2 separate regions of the Homo sapiens genome follow, and region 1 is linked to region 2. Evidence: chromatin contacts called from ENCODE Hi-C or POLR2A ChIA-PET data. All regions are on one chromosome and are shown on one strand. Each heading gives the region's core, a stretch centred on a gene start or an enhancer-like site at or near the end of the contact. The rest is flanking DNA. Distances are from core to core; before and after follow the strand shown. Region 1 overlaps VGLL4 (vestigial like family member 4). Region 2 overlaps ATG7 (autophagy related 7).

Evidence for each region. A loop is a pair of places that touch in the nucleus more often than their neighbours do. ChIA-PET counts read pairs that join two places held with the same protein, here RNA polymerase II (POLR2A). Pooled maps may share reads with other maps.
Region 1: a loop to region 2 is called in a map of naive thymus-derived CD4-positive, alpha-beta T cell, with 9 times the contacts of the local background. The contact joins two enhancer-like sites. A Hi-C loop is called at or near these places in 1 of 168 maps with a recorded cell type or tissue (naive thymus-derived CD4-positive, alpha-beta T cell) and 10 of 50 pooled maps. POLR2A ChIA-PET finds 5 or more read pairs at or near these places in 3 of 52 experiments (activated CD4-positive, alpha-beta T cell, activated T-cell and activated naive CD4-positive, alpha-beta T cell).

The regions. Positions count from the first base shown.
Region 1 is chr3:11,621,736-11,627,258 of GRCh38, reverse strand. All of the region lies in intron 1 of VGLL4 (vestigial like family member 4), which reads left to right. Among named protein-coding and RNA genes, the nearest start is that of VGLL4, 19 kb to the left of the region's middle. RefSeq lists an enhancer at 2,754-2,803. Within about 2 kb of position 2,363, at least 4 of the 41 ENCODE cell types and tissues checked have a DNase peak (open chromatin) inside an H3K27ac peak, as active enhancers do.
Region 2 is chr3:11,290,149-11,295,025 of GRCh38, reverse strand. All of the region lies in intron 3 of ATG7 (autophagy related 7), which reads right to left. It also overlaps the pseudogene RPL13AP27. Among named protein-coding and RNA genes, the nearest start is that of ATG7, 20 kb to the right of the region's middle. RefSeq lists an enhancer at 3,615-3,744. Within about 2 kb of position 2,990, at least 2 of the 41 ENCODE cell types and tissues checked have a DNase peak (open chromatin) inside an H3K27ac peak, as active enhancers do.

The sequences.
Region 1 (5,523 bases), core at 1,114-3,613, 330 kb before region 2:
AAACCGACAGAGAGAGAGAGAGAGAGAGTGTGTGTGTGTGTGTGTGTGTGTGTGTGTATAAAACAAACACAGTGCTTACTCCTTGCCATACTTATACATAAGTATGCCTATAAAGTGAAGAGCTAGTTTTTTCTCTGTCATTCTGAAGCCAGTTCCACAAGTGGAGTTTGCAAGTGTCTTTTAATCAGTGGCAATTTTATTTGGAATAGGGTCAAGTCATTCTAGTATGACTACATTTAAGTGATAACACTCGTTTGCATGTTTGCCAAAAAATAATCCAGTTTCACTGCCCCCCACCCCCACCCCCAGCCACCCTATCTAAAATATGAATTCCTTGAGGGCAAGACATCTACCATCTCTTGTGCATCCCTTCCACCATTAGCACTTCTCTGTATTGTGCACATGATTTGAGATCCTAGAGCTCTTTAGAGGGCTGAGACACTTTTGGTTATCATGCTAGGAAGACTGGCTTTGCCTTCCTAGTGCTTGTCTTCCTTTGTTGAGCTTTGCAAACCCATTTATATCACATGGAGTAACGGGCTGTTTGGGAAGTTTCAGCCAACTGTTCTTTACTTCATTTTATGGATGATGTGATACCCATTTTGTCTGTAAGTGGCTTTCTGTAGAATGAATGCCCCATTCTCATTGAAGAGGTGGGATAACCATAGCTCTTAGCCACCACAATGTGTTTAGAGCACTGTTCAGGGAATAGTCATGGTACCTTCAAATATTACTGCCTTTCAAGGTAATGAAATCTCCAGCTCTGCCAGATCTTTTGTGTCATGAGAAAAAACCAAAACAACTTAGTTCCTGCCCATCCAGGGCTTATCTTTGAAGTAATAAGAGGAGAATGAAAGACTTGAAGAAAAGAGTGGCACTTGGATACATTTCCACCCACACAGGTACTTGTTTTGTTTTGACTTTGTGTGGTCTGTTTGTGTGCTTGCAGTGTATTTTTTTGGAAAGGTTGTGTCTTTGAGTTCAAAAGAATTTCCTTTCCGTATTTGATTCAGCTTCCGTATTTGGTTACCACTGCAGTTGTGACAGTTGCTTGACTAATTTTTGCAATGCCCAGGGCTCATTGAGATTCTTGGAAAGGTGAAAAGCCACCATATTTACTCTCTCCAGTGCTGGCTCTCTTTCTGCTATAGCTTTTAAAAGATGATAGTTTCTTTAAGTTAAGATTTTTAACAGCTTTGCTGAGATATAATTCGTACACCATGCCATTCATTCGTTTAAATTATACAATTTAATGGTATTTAATATATTCACAGAGTTGTACAGTTATCACTGGGATCAAAGTTTAGAACATTTTCATCACTCCCGGAAGAAACCTTGACCCGTTTCACTCTCCATTCCCCCGTCCTGCTGGTCCCTGGCAGCCACAGATCTACTTTCTGTCTATATAGATCTGCTTATTCTGGGCATTTCATATAAATGGAATAATACAATATTTGGTCTTTTGTTACTTCATTCCTTTTTATTGCTGAGTAGTAGTTCCTTGTATGGCTGTACCACATTTTATTTACAAAAAAAAAAAATGTTTTTAAAGAAGCAATACTAGCTCCTGGATAAAGGTTGGGTTGAGCAGTTACACAGACTACAATGCTGCCTTCACTAATCTTTAGCTGTGAAAAAGGAAGAGAAAAACATGCCATTTTGTTTGCTGATTTGCACTTGAACCCCAGCAAAATGTCATGGTCCTAACCCTCTGGTGTAACCTGTCTGGAGCAATAGCATGGTTTATTTTTAGAATCTGAGTGACATTTTCTGTTTGGTAATCTGTCTAATTTCAGATGGAGCTATAGATATGGATATAGATAAAATTTGGCATTTTCAAACTTGTACTTTCAAAGACCTTAGAACCAAATGTCATTCAGCTGAAACCATAATGTATTATAAACTACGTCTTCTAGAGTTTTGTTGTCATAGAGGCAAATGAGATGCCAAATGCTAGCAATCCTATTTAGGAGGCCTACTATTAGGATTTAAAAGAAGTGGACTGCCAGAGATGAATTATGTGACACAGATGCTAACATCTAGTTATTATGAGTGATCCATTCTGTCATGAGGTAGCACTTGAAAAACAACCTGGGACAAAAGAACAGGCCTCTGGCACTACTGAATTTTTGGAGAGAGAAACCTTTAGAAGTTAGCATGTGGTTCTTTCTGGACATGTTCATTGCCTTAGTTCTTCTTTTGCAAATATTTTGTAAATATTCATGAAGTGAAATGAGATGTTTGAGAAGGCAGATCTGCAGATCCCCTAAAGAGCATTGTCAGTTATGCTGGGCTGTTCCTACCCTATCCCTCTGTTTACCTGCGGCGGCCTCTCAGAGCGTGATCGTGGTGGCTTTGTGGTGGTTTTAAATGTAATCGTGAGAAGCTAGCTGAGAGAATGCTAGCAGTGTTCCTTCGGATCAAGTTGAGACTAGCTGGTACAGTTAAGCCTAAGTTTCTTTTTGTTTCTTTCCTTGCCCCTCTCATTTTTCTAGACTTTGAGAAATTTACAGTTTGGTAGTTAAGGACTATGTTTGCAAGCCTAATTCAAAGCTTTTGGGGAATGAGTTGTTTTGTTGTGCAAAAGACAAATAGGAAGTATATGACTGTATGCCTTATAGGAATAGAAGGCAGCAGATAGTATAGCTATTTTCCATATGGGGAAACTGAGGCATGGGAGGGTTACTTAATGAAGTCCCTGATCTCTCAAGAGGCAAACATTAAAAAAAAAATTAGAGAAAGACGTCATTATTTGAAAATAGAGGTGAGCCCTCCTAAAGCTGGTCTTGAGCTGTTTCACGTGTTAGTGCTGGCAGGAGGTAACCAGGACGGCCTAAATCTTGCTTTCTGAAACTCGTTCATCAGGCATTTCCTGAGTGGATGTGAGTACTGAGATACATCATCAGTTCTCCCATGTGCCACGTCACTGCTGACACGTCCTTAGAAATGTCTGATGTGGTGTTGGCTGATCTTGGTATTGATCAGTTGTGAAAGTGGAAGAGGCATGAGAAGAGACACCTCTTGGGGCACGCTAAAATGACATATCGTGGGGGTCCCTGGACAACTTTTTATTAGGACTGGAGCCAGACCTAGGAATATGTGTTTTAAATAAGTCTTTTAGGTGATTCTGACGTAGGTCATCCAGGAACTCACTTTGGAAAGCATTGTACTAGACATGAAATAGGAGTGGCTGGATGAAAAACAATAAGGAAAATTTGCCCCGGTGCTGTGGCTCATGCCTGTAATCCCAGCACTTTGGGAGACAGAGGTGGGAGGATCACTTGAGCCCAGGAGTTCGAGACCAGCCTGGGCAACATGGTAAAACCCCATCTCTACAAAAAATACAAAAAATTAACCAAGCGTGGTGGAGGGCACTTGTAGTCCCAGCTGCTCGGGAGGTTGAGGTGGGAGGATCACTTGAGCCTGGGAGGTTGAGGCTGCAATGAATTATGATGGCACCACTGCACTCCAACCTAGGTGACAGAGATCCTGACTCAAAAAAAAAAAAAGAAAATTTTCACAGATTGGTGAAATTAAACTGAGAACCACTTTTGCTTTACATATGAGCTCAGCAGAGCCTTTAAATCACGATCAGGTTTAATTTACTATCTAATTTTCAGAAATACATTTGTCACCTGCAGACAGTTAGACCTAGACAGTTGTAGAAATTTTCAGCATTCCCAACTTACAGAAAACCCTGACAGAAAGAATACACAGCTGACCCTTGAACAATACCATCTGAACTTCGAGGGTCCACTTCGACTCAGGATTTTTTTTCAACCAATTGCAGACAGAAAATATTGCAGGATGTGAAACCCATGTGTGTAGAGGCCCAGCTTCTCCTATAAGCGGGCTCTGCAGAGTGGACTTTGAGACTTGGGTATGTGTGGATTTTGCCATTGGTGGGATTCCTGGAACCAATCCCCTGAGTATATATACCAAAGGATGACTAATTTCTCTTTAGTATACAACACCTAATTTTCACTCTGCTGAAAATAAAATCCTTTGCTGCTTCTGTTCCATGGGCTCTTCCTTCTGTTCCTTCCAGCCAGTCGACAGAGCCTTGATGTGATCCCAGTGGATGACCTGTTAACTTAGTGAGGGGCTTTGATTCTGTGTGGGTTCCTGTGGATGCTAGGATTTGGATATGTATGAGGTGACATCACTTTCTCCTCTGTCACCAGCATTGGAATCCATAACTAAAAGGTGGATGGTGAGTAGCCATCCACCTTTGGCAAGAAAGGTTGCTACCTCAGCTATTTAAGATATTTGCTCAAATACCAAGTATGTAAGTAAATGGGTAATTCCAAGCTGGAACAGCCCAAGGAAGCGTAAGAAAGGAAATACAAGAGCCTTTCCAGGTTTCAGTTCTCAGTCCAACAGATGGAAGCCTCTCAGTTACATGAGCTCACATCTGTCTCTCTGATTTGACAGAGCTCGTGCCATCAAAACTGGAATTGCTAATTCTATAATCCCTCGAAAGCATAATTGAAGTGAGACTGACAAAGAGCTACACCCTAAAGGTTAATGGCGCAGAGAGAATAAGGGGCCTAGAGAACTAATCGTGAAATATAAATGTCAGTGGCTGCAAACCACTCATCCATTTAATTTGCTAGAAGTTAATATAGTCTTGTAGACCCCAAATTAAAATGTTTCAGTTTTGCTTTATTTCTTCATTACTCTAGTCCCCATTGACCTTGTGTCAAGACGGAAACAATTGAGGAGCATTCTAGCATGGGAGCAGTTTTAACAATCATTGTCAGCATGGCTTTAAAGAAAATAGGCTGGCCAAACACACATTAGGTTCTGCCATCTAGTAATAGTATGATTTTTTTTTTTTTGTAAAAACCATTAAAATAAGGCATTGGGAAGACAGATTGAATTTCTGAAATGCCAGAATGTCAGTGGTAAATATCACTGTTATTTATTATCCAGGAGTTTGCTACCCAGCTATCGGTGGTGGGTATCTAGCAATGGCTGGGGCTTCAGCATAGGCTGGCTTATCAAGAAACCGGATGGGAAGATAATGGCATTTAGAAGAACATTTGTAATCAAATTCGTAAGCTTTGTAAAAGATGTAAGATGAAGGTTAGGTTTTTGTAAAGGTTTCTTGTTGGTACCTCTGAAGGCTGTAGGTAACTATAATAATAGATTTGAAGGAAAAGACAACTCATAGAATGGGAAAATATTTTTATAAATCATGTGTCTGAGAAGGGACCTGTATTGAGATGTATAGAACTCTTACATCTCAACAGTACAAAGGCAGATAATCTTATTTAAAAATGGGCAAAGGATTTGAATAGACAATTCTCCAAAGAAGATAAATGGCCAAGAATTGCAGAAAAATATGCTCAACATCATTAGGAAAATGAAAATCAAAACCACAGTGAGGTCTGCCTACTATGGATGGTTGAAATAAAAAAGACAATAACAAGTGTTGGTGAGGATGTGGAGAAATTGGAATGCCTCATACGTTGCTGGTGGGAATGTAAAATGGTGTAGCTGTTTTGGAAACAGTTTTGC
Region 2 (4,877 bases), core at 1,741-4,240:
ATTCTCCTGCCTAAGCCTCCTGAGTAGCTGGGACTACAGGTGTGCACCACCATGCCCGGCTAATTTTTGTTTTTTAGGAGAGATGTGGTTTCACTATGTTGGCCAGGCTGGTCTCGAACTCCTGACCATGTGATCTGCCCACCCAGGCCTCCTAAAGTGCTGAGATTACAAGTGTGAGCCACTGCTCCCGGCCTTTGAGCACTTATTAAAAAATGAGGATGCCTGGGTCTCACTCCCACTTCCTGTGGAGGAAAGAAGATTCGATAAGAGAAGGGATAGTGATGGAGGCCAGGAGTCTGGAGTTTGCCTAGTGCCTCAGGTGATGCTGCTGTAGGTTTGGTGCTATTTTGAAGCCTAGGTCACTGGCACTTATTTTTGGAGGCCCCACCTCAAAATCACCTCAAATGTATTTGAATGCACCCTCAACTCCTATTAAATATTTTTTGGCTTTTAATTGTTTGAAAGAATTTTTATAATTTTGCCCAATGGAAAACAGGTGATTTGGCCAGGCTCAGTGGCTCACGCCTGTAATCCTAGTACTTTGGGAGGCCAAAGCGGGGGATCGCCTGAGGTTAGGAGTTCAGGACCAGCCTAGCCAATATGGTGAAACCCCCATCTCTACTAAAAATAAAAAAAAATTAGCCGGGTGTAGTGGAGTGCACCTGTAATCCCAGCTACTTGGGAGGCTGAGGCACGAGAATCTCTTGAACCTGGGAGGCGGAGGTTGCAGTTGCACTCCAGCCTGGGCAACAAGAGCAAAACTCCATTTCAAAAAAAAATAAAATAAAATAAAAAGAAAACAGGTGATTTGAGGATTTGAGGCACACGTGTAGAAACACTCTCACAGCCTCCTGTTGTTTCCTGGGCCTCTAATCTCTCCCTTTCCCTCTTTTCCTCTACAATGCAGCTAGCGTTTTCTTCTACTGTTGGTTTTTGAAGGCTTCCATGCTCAGCCCTCTCCTCAGTCATTCATTTTCTTTCTTTCTTTTTCTTTTTTTTTTTTTTTTTGAGACGGAGTCCTGCTCTGTCGCCCAGGCTGGAGTGCAATGGTGCAATTTCAGCTCACAGCAACCTCGGCCTCCCAGGTTCAAGCGATTCTCCTGCCTCAGCCTCCCAAGTAGCTGGGACTACAGGTGTGTGTCACCATGCCCGGCTAATGTTTTTTTTTTTCTCTCGATACGGAGTCTTGCTCTGTTGCCCAGGCTGGAGTGCAGTGGCATGATCTCGGCTCACTGAAACCTCTGCCTCCTGGGTTCACGTGATTCTCCTGCCTCAGACTCCCAAGTAGCTGGGATTACAGGCGTGAGCCACCATGCCTGGCCCTAATGTTTTGTATTTTTTAGTAGAGACAGGTTTCGCTACATTGGTCAGGCTAGTCTCAAACTCCTGACCTCAAGTGATCCGCCTGCCTTGATGTACCAAAGTGCTGGGATTACAGATGTGAGCCACCCCGCCCGGCCAGTCATTCACTTTCTTTCTTTTTTTTTTTTTTTTTGAGACAGAGTCTCATTCTGTCATCCAGGCTGGAGTGTAGTGGCACGATCTCGGCTCACTTCAACTTTCACCTCCCGGGTTCAAGTGATTCTCCTGCCTCAGCCTCTTGAGTAGCTGGGATTACAGGCATGCACCACCGCACCCGGCTAATTTTTTATATTTTTGGGAGAGATGGGGTTTCACCATGTTAGACAGGCTGGTCTCAAACTCCTGACCTCAAGCAATCTGCTCGCCTTGGCCTCCTAAAGTGCTGGGATTACAGGCGTGAGCCACCACACCCGGCCAAATCATTCACTTTCTACAACAAGTTCTGTCTGTATGCCAATGAATCTCAGGACTGTACTTCTAGCTCTAACCTCTAAACATATATTTAAGTGTCCTTTAAAGCCAGGACTTAGATTCCTCAGAATCTCAAATTCAACAAATCCAAAATTCAACATATATTTTCCCTAAATTCTGCCCCTTTCTCTGTATTTCCTAGTTTGCTTAATAGTATCACCTTAATTCAAGGAAGAAATTTCAAAGTCATCTTCAATTTTTCTCTCTCTCAACGCAATAAAGCACTAATTCCTAGAAGCTCAACCTTAAACAGTCCTCTGGAATGAGATGAAGGTTAACAGTTACTGAACACAGACCAAAACTAGGCACAGCAGCAAGGGTTGTTCAATTGAATTCAATTCTCTCAGAAGCCCTAAGGAATAGCTCCAATTTTATAGAGGAAGAAACTGAGGTTCCAAGAAGTAAGAAATTCACACAAGGAGGCTGGGTGTGGTGTGAATTCAATTCTCTCAGAAGCCCTAAGGAATAGCTCCAATTTTATAGAGGAAGAAACTGAGGTTCCAAGAAGTAAGAAATTCACACAAGGAGGCTGGGTGTGGTGGGAATTCAATTCTCTCAGAAGCCCTAAGGAATAGCTCCAATTTTATAGAGGAAGAAACTGAGGTTCCAAGAAGTAAGAAATTCACACAAGGAGGCTGGGTGTGGTGGCTCACGCCTGTAATCCTAGCACTTTGGGAGGCCAAGGCGGGCAGATCACCTGAGGTCAAGAGCTCGAGACCAGCCTGACAAACATGGTGAAACCCCATCTCTACTAAAAATACAAAAATTACCCAGGTGTGGTGGTGCACGCCTGTAATCCCAGCTATTTGGGAGGCTGACGCAGGAGAATTGTTTGAACCCAGGAGGCGGAGGTTGCAGTGAGCCAAGATGGAGATCGTGCCACTGCACTCCAGCCTGGGCAACAGAGCGAGACTCTGTCTCCAAAAAAAAAAAAAAAAGAAAGAAAGAAAGAAAAAAATAAATTCACACAAGGCTATACAGCTAGGAAAGTAGGGGAACCAGGATTCAGCTTCCAGATTCACGCCACTCTGAAGCCCATGCTCCTCATGCAACTTCATGCTTCCTGTCTAGGTCTGCCTGCCTTCTCTCCATTCCCACTGCTACGTGCCAGGCTCCATCATCTCACACCTCGGCTCTTGCAGTGATATACTCACGGGTCACTGCCTTTGGCCCATCTCCTCCAAACAAGGTGACAAACTGCCACCAGGAATGATCTGCACAGGTGGCTCCCTTGTTTAAACAAACAAACGAAAGCTTACTGGCCTTACTACACAGAGAATAAGGTGCTGCAGCCTTAGCCTGCTAGTTTCCTGATCTTCTGCATGGCTGATGTTCCTAGGAAACCTTTCCCCTCTCTACCAGGAAAAGTACTTCTCATCTCACAAGGTCCTTATGAAGCTGTCAGTAACAGTCAGTGGATATTAACAGTTCCCTTCTCAATGGTGACAGATGAACACTTCCATTAGGGCATTTACCACCATGAACTGTGCTTGCTGTTTTGATAATACTGTTAAAAACTATTTAAATAACAGCAGTAGTAATGTCATATTAGTAACTGTTCTTATTAAATGCTCATTCTGTACCAAGCACTACACTAAACAGTTTACATGTTATTCCCTTGACAACCCCAGTGGTAAGATTATGCCTACTTTACTGAAGAGAAAACTGAGACACTGGGAGCTTAAGTAACTTGCCCAGAGTCACACAGGAAGTGGTAGAGCTGAGATGATAACCCGGGTCTGCTAGCTTCAAAGCCCCTGTTCTCGTCACTATATTACACTGCCTTGAAGGAAGAAACTTCTTTTCAGGAACTTTCTACTGCCCATCAGCCTCACACATGCTAAAAAATAACCAATTATTCACAAGCTAACCTCCTCTCCAACAGTCAAAACAAAAAGGCCCTGGCCAGAGCTATCATCCAATGTGGAAGGAAATCAACACAGTTGCAGACAGTGGTACAAAAGGATTTCATCTAAAATCCTCTGTGTGACAGATCATCAAGTCCCTACATATGTCAGTCATCCACAACTTTCTCTTCAAGGACAAATGTAACTTGTTTTCATCATAATTTTGATGACCTGCTAAGGACATCAAGATGGAATTTTACCAGTGCCAGAGAATCACAAAGACAAAAAAGAAAACTCTATTCTACAGCACTTCGGTAGCTGGGTAAAAGCGACTAAGGATGACTACTTAAAAGATAACAGACATGGCCGGGTGAAGTGACTCACGCCTGTAATCCCAGCACTTTGGAGGCTGAGGTGGGTGGATCACTTGGTAAGGAGGTCAAGACCAGCCTGACCAACATGGCGAAACCCCGTCTCCACTAAAAATACAAAAATTAGCCGGGCATGGTGGTGCATGCCTATAATCCCAGCTACTCAGGAGGCTGAGGCAGGAGAACTGCTTGAACCCGGGAGGCAGAGGTTGCAGTGAGCTGAGATCGCACCATTGCACTCCAGCCTGGGCGACAAGGGTGAAACTCTATCTCAAAAAAAAAGAAGATAACAGACATTTTGTATATTAATTGCAGATAGTGGTTCCTGGTGCCTTCAAGGTTGTGCGTCTGAAGCCTAAAATAAAGTCTGCCTACCTGGGGGTGGCTGGTTCATGAGGTTGGCTGGAAGTACCAGGCAGTGACAGCTACCTGGAGGAGAAGAGGAAGGAGAAGGCCAAGATCCACTACCAAAAGTAAAAACAGGCCATGAGGCTGCAGAAACAGGTGGAAGAGAACGTGGAGAAGAAAACTGATAAATACAGAGTTCCTCAAGACCATGGGCTCCTGGTCTGAGCCCAGTAAAGACAGCTTATTCCTCATGCTTGGCCTGGCCTGCCCCTCCTCCATCACCGCGCTGGGATGTGGGGGACCCAGGCGGCAGTCCAGGTGCTGAATGAAGGCAGCCTAGGACTTAGAAAGATGGGAAAGAGGAAAGGGCCTTAGTCACTGCCTTTCTATAAAGTTATTTGAAACAATTCTAGGAGTTGTGCAGACATAATTTGCTTATGACCTACTTGTTCATGAGAGAGTTTTTAAGAACAACTAG